Regions from separate parts of the Homo sapiens genome. Here region 1 is linked to region 2. Evidence: chromatin contacts called from ENCODE POLR2A ChIA-PET data. All regions are on one chromosome and are shown on one strand. Each heading gives the region's core, a stretch centred on a gene start or an enhancer-like site at or near the end of the contact. The rest is flanking DNA. Distances are from core to core; before and after follow the strand shown. Region 1 holds the start of TSHZ1 (teashirt zinc finger homeobox 1). Region 2 holds the start of ZCCHC2 (zinc finger CCHC-type containing 2).

What was found. ChIA-PET counts read pairs that join two places held with the same protein, here RNA polymerase II (POLR2A).
Region 1: POLR2A ChIA-PET joins it to region 2 with 20 read pairs in activated T-cell. The contact joins the promoter of TSHZ1 here to the promoter of ZCCHC2 in region 2. POLR2A ChIA-PET finds 5 or more read pairs at or near these places in 3 of 52 experiments (GM12878, T-cell and activated T-cell).

The regions. Positions count from the first base shown.
Region 1 is chr18:75,209,487-75,212,186 of GRCh38, forward strand. It overlaps TSHZ1 (teashirt zinc finger homeobox 1), which reads left to right and starts at 1,311. Exons shown (of 2, transcript NM_001308210.2): 1 at 1,311-2,430. The coding sequence starts at 2,391. RefSeq lists enhancers at 1-88, 1,128-1,422 and silencers at 1-367, 2,305-2,624.
Region 2 is chr18:62,521,622-62,524,321 of GRCh38, forward strand. ZCCHC2 (zinc finger CCHC-type containing 2) reads left to right here and starts at 1,404. Exons shown (of 14, transcript NM_017742.6): 1 at 1,404-2,700. The coding sequence starts at 1,804. RefSeq lists silencers at 658-767, 998-1,267, 1,298-1,797, 2,688-2,700 and an enhancer at 2,113-2,686.

The DNA.
Region 1 (2,700 bases), core at 61-2,560, about 13 Mb after region 2:
ACGGCGGGCAAGGGGGGACGGGGGACTCGCGCGTCCCGCGGTCGTCTGCGGCCCCGAGCCGGCGGCAGCCCCGGGCGTCCCCGGAGCTGCGCGGCGGCCGGCGCAGGCGCCTCCCCTTCCCGTGCGAAGCGTTCACTTCCTTGCAAGGTGGTACGAATCAACCCCGAGCGCGGCCCGGGCGGCGGGGCACGACCGGGGACCCCGGGCAGGGCGGGGAGCCCCTGCCGCCGCTGCCGCACGCGCACCCGTACCGACCGCGGGGCGGGGAAATGTCCAGTGCCTCCCGCTCCCCAGGCTGGTGGCTTCCTGTCCCCGGAACCCCTTGCGCGTGCTTTCTGTCCACGGTCTGTCCCATGCAAGTTGCAGGAACTAAGCCATTTTATTTATTTTGGCCTAGATTTCATGTTTTTCCATGAATGTTTTAAGTAGATCTACAAGACTGTTACAGGTTTCCCATTGGGAGAGAACACACATATAGAAAACCAGAAGGCCAAATTCCCAGAGCACAGACACATTTTAAAGTTCTACGTGGGGATGCCGAGGGACTTAACTGAATTGGAGACGTTGCACTGCTGTGTGAGGACCTCATTTTCGAACCCAGCTAGAAAGATCTGTCGTTCCATCGTGTCCGTTTTCTCCCTACTGGCGTGCATGGACCAAATGTCAATTCACTTTTTATAGAGGGGCCAAATTAAATATTTCCACACTTTTCTGTGATGAACTAAGTCCATCTTTACATTTTTATTTAAATTGTAAAATTTAATTTTAAAAATATCTTGCTTTTCAGTTACCCACGAATTACCAAAATATAAAAGCTACTCTGGGCTCCTCCCCAGCCAAATCTAACCCCCCAACCTGAGATTGCAAAAGCGACACAGATATTTTTCCCCCCAAATGTAGGACATGCTTCACCCAAGGGTAGTTTGGATGCACGTGGTTGCGTGTGTATGAATGTGCAAGTGTGTGTATGTGTATGTGTGTGTGTTGGGGGGGAACTAACAGGTTTAAAAATCTGCAGGAACTAATGTCTACTTAACTTAGAGCATATGGGTTTTACCCGGTATCAGCCAGTGGGTTACAATAACAACACTGAATGAATTCCTCCAATGTACAATCTTTTATGTTATGCTGTATTAAGATTTCTTTTTTTTGTCATATTGTTTAGCTCCGAAAAAAAGAAAACAAAGCAATTAAAAAGATTGACAGGTATGGTTTGTGAGAGACCTATTTGTAATTGTCAGGGTGACGTTGGCGAGAGGAGGAGGAGTAAAAACTGAAGCAGGAAAAGCAGCTCGATGTGTCTGTCTATCAGTTGAGACTGTCTGAAAGCTCTGCGATCCGAATGTGTGTTATATTTCACTGAAAAGAGGAGAGAGCGAGAGTGCATCTCCCTCTCTCCCAGGAGTTTGAGGGGGGGGGGGACAGTCCACGCTCATCTCGCCCACCCAGTGAATGTCTGCTCTTCACCCCCTTTGCACACACTCTCCGGGTTGTTGTTGCCTTTTTTTTTTCTTGGAGGGGGGGGTGCTTTTTGTGTATTTTTCAAATTTTTTTCTGTTGGAAGATCAAGACCGGCCAAAAATCCATGATCAAAATGTGTTTGCATTAGATTTCGCATTGGAAGAAGCGGCGATCCTGGCGGCCAAGCCCCCCGGGTGGAAGCGCGGGGCACCAAGTGGCGCTCCGGCGGGGTGACACTGTTTGATCTGTGACTGTTTGGAAGGTGGAGCAGCGCCTGACATCTCCCCCCGGCGCATGTATGTACGGGGGCTTCACTCCTCTGTCTTGTTTGCTTTCTTCCTCTTAGACTAAGTGCGGGGAGGAAAAGGACAGCCTGCATCGGCCTCGCTGGCGCACAATGAGAAAGCTGCGACCCGCGCACTAAAAACACTCGCCGCGACCCCCAAACAGCGAGGAGAGAGGGGGAGAGAAAGTTGCGCTCGGCGACTCTCGGCTCGCGGAAGAAGGCGCAGGGGAGCGCCCGGAGCGGCGCGCCGGGAGGAGCGCCCGCCCAGCAGCAGCGCGGCGGCGGGGAGGCGGCAGCATGGAGCGCGGGCCGCGGGCCGGCCCGCCGAGCGCCCGCTGCTGCGCCCGCGGCCCGCGCCGGGGATGACTCCGGGCTCGGCGCCCAGGCCCCGCGCGCTCCGCCCGCAGCCCGGCGCCGGGAAGCGGGCCGCGCGGCCGCCGCCGCCGCCTCCTGAGCGGCCCCGGGCGCGGCGGTCCATGCGAGCGGCTCCCCGCGGTCCGCGGCGCGCCCGGAGCCCGGAGCCCGCGGGGACGAGGCCAAAGTTGGGCGCGCCGCGGAGTTGCGCCCGCGCCCGGGGCCCCGCGTCCCCGCGCCCCGCGAACTCCGGCGGCGGCTGAGGCGACGGCTGCGGCGGCCGAGCAGCATGCCGAGGAGGAAGCAGCAGGCCCCCCGGCGCTCGGCAGGTAACGGGCGCGCGGCCCGCGCCGCGGGGAGTGGGCGCCGGGAGGAGCAGGAGGAGGGGGCTTCGCGGGCCGAGGTGCGGGACGTGGGCCGCGGGCCGCCCCAAGCTGGGGAGGGGAGGCCCAGCCTGCGCTGGCCACAGTCGTCTGGAGGCTGCGGTCGCCGTCCTCCCCCACACCCCCAACCTGGGCCGGCGCGTGGAGCAGAGAAAGTTCGCGGTGCTTCTCTGCGCTGCGGGAAGCCCGGATGGCCGGGGGAGGCCGGGGGCCGCG
Region 2 (2,700 bases), core at 154-2,653:
ACTAGCAAATTACAAGAAAGAGTGACTTTTATATATTTTGCCAACCTCAAATGTGCTGAAAACAGTTCTCCCTCTCACCCTTTCATCCCCGAAACTGATTCAGGCTTCAGTTCACCCTTTTACTGAACTGTGAATGAGCCTCTTAGGACATAAACTTGTGAGGTGAACAGAGTTCAGCATATGCTCTCCCAACAGATGTTCCAGCACCACCGCAAAGAGTTACAATGTGATTCTTATCTTTCTGCATACTCCTACTACATAGCTGTAGTAGGACTTCTAAATTTAAAGTCTTAAGATTTTTTTTAACCCACCTTTTAATTAACCCTCAAAAGATCCAGCTGAGTTTTAAAAATTTGGACTATGTTGCTAAAAAAAAAAAAAAAAAAAAAAAAAAGTAACAGTGCGAGTGTAAACATCTTGGAAGCCTAAATCTGAAAAACGTAACAAAACTTTTTTTTTTTAAGTTTAAAGCCTGTCAAGTTGGTAGCTTATTAAATTCCTCCAGTCACATGAAATTCACAGCAGAACAAGGATTCAAAATGGGTTAGGCACCGAAATGTCATTTAGCAAATCAATGATTCCCAAAAGATAGAGGTTTAGGGGCGGGGAAGGGAGAGGCTTTTCCTAAACTATCCAGGAAATAATTTTCACAGAGCGTTACAGACTAGGAGCGTCCCCAGCAGCGCTCACCCTCGGCCGGCCGGGTCCCGCTGCGCACCTCCCGGCCGCGCGTCCCCACCTGCGCACGGTGCCTCCAGCCTGGGCGTGGGCGCGGCCCGGGATCGCGGCGCCGGGGCCGCAAACCGGGGCCGCAAACCAGCGCCGCCACCCGCGTCCGGACCCAGTCCCCTGTGAGCGACACCTGGCAAAGTTTCACAAGGTGGGAGACAGCCCACCGCCGGCTTTCAGGAAGTGCACTGGGCGGTGAGGACTCGAACGAGCTCGTCCCGGGGCTGGCGCACTCACTTCGGAGAAACCCCTGCTCCCGGGACGCGTTCACTCCGGCCGCGCAGGCAGCCCGGGCACCACTGGCGGAGGCGGGGCGGCAGCTGGCAAGCAGAGGAGAATCAGGAGTCCAAAGCCGGGCCAGGGCCCTCAGGAAAGGTGAGAGCGGCCGCGTCCCTCCGCTCACGTGGGCCTCGCACGCTCCTCACCGCTCCCGGGCTACCCTCACGCCGCCCCACGGCCCCAGCCCGCGTCCTCCTCCTGCCGAGCACCAGCCTTTAGGACCGCACGGAAGCCGCCGAGAGGGAGGCGGCCGGCCAGCAGTTGGGCGTGGCTTCCTGGAGAAAGGCGGCCCCCCAGGGGGCGGGGAGAGCGACGTCACCGTCGATTCGCGGTGCTGATTGGCGGAGGTGAGGTGCGCGGAGCCCGCAAGCTTCTCCGCCCGGCCCGGCTGCTCCACCTCCTCACCCAGCCGCTCCGTCCTCACCGGCTCGCGAGGGAACAGCTCAGGCACCGCCGCCCCGGCTCAGCGCGGACGGCGGAGAGAGGGAGGCGGAAGGAGGACACCCTCGCTCGCTTGCTCCCACCCGCACCCGGGCTCCCAGAACCGGCGAGGAGCCCAGGGGGAGGAGCCGTCGCGGGCACGCCCCGCCCCCAGCCCGGGAAGACGACGCCAGCGACCCCGCCGGCCGGCCACCGCCCCCCTCGCCGGCCGAGACCCGCCCCCGGCCCCGGCCCTCCCCCGGCGGCATGGAGGGGCCCCGCTCCTGACGGCCGCGCCGCCGCCTCGGCCCGTGCTCCACCTCGCGGCCCCTCCCGCCCGCCCCCGCTCGCATGTCTGCGCCGCCCTAGCCGAGGATGCTGAGGATGAAGCTGCCGCTGAAGCCAACGCACCCCGCGGAGCCGCCGCCCGAGGCGGAGGAGCCCGAGGCGGACGCGCGGCCGGGCGCGAAGGCGCCTTCGCGCCGCCGCCGCGACTGCCGCCCCCCGCCGCCGCCGCCGCCGCCCGCGGGCCCGTCGCGGGGCCCTCTGCCGCCGCCGCCGCCGCCCCGGGGACTCGGGCCGCCTGTTGCTGGTGGAGCGGCGGCGGGGGCGGGTATGCCGGGCGGCGGCGGGGGGCCCTCGGCGGCGCTGCGCGAGCAGGAGCGGGTATACGAGTGGTTCGGGCTGGTGCTGGGCTCGGCGCAGCGCCTGGAGTTCATGTGCGGGCTGCTGGACCTGTGCAACCCGCTGGAGCTGCGCTTCCTTGGCTCGTGCCTGGAGGACCTGGCGCGCAAGGACTACCACTACCTGCGCGACTCGGAGGCCAAGGCCAACGGCCTCTCGGACCCGGGGCCGCTGGCCGACTTCCGAGAGCCCGCGGTGCGCTCGCGCCTCATCGTCTACCTGGCGCTGCTGGGCTCGGAGAACCGGGAGGCCGCTGGCCGTCTGCACCGCCTGCTACCCCAGGTGGACTCGGTGCTCAAAAGCCTGCGCGCGGCCCGGGGCGAGGGCTCGCGGGGCGGCGCGGAGGACGAGCGCGGCGAGGACGGCGACGGCGAGCAGGACGCCGAGAAGGACGGCTCAGGCCCGGAAGGCGGCATTGTGGAGCCCCGGGTCGGCGGCGGGCTTGGCTCCAGGGCCCAGGAGGAACTGCTGCTGCTCTTCACCATGGCCTCGCTGCACCCGGCTTTCTCCTTCCACCAGCGGGTCACCCTGAGGGAACACTTGGAGAGGCTCCGCGCCGCGCTCCGCGGGGGCCCCGAGGACGCGGAG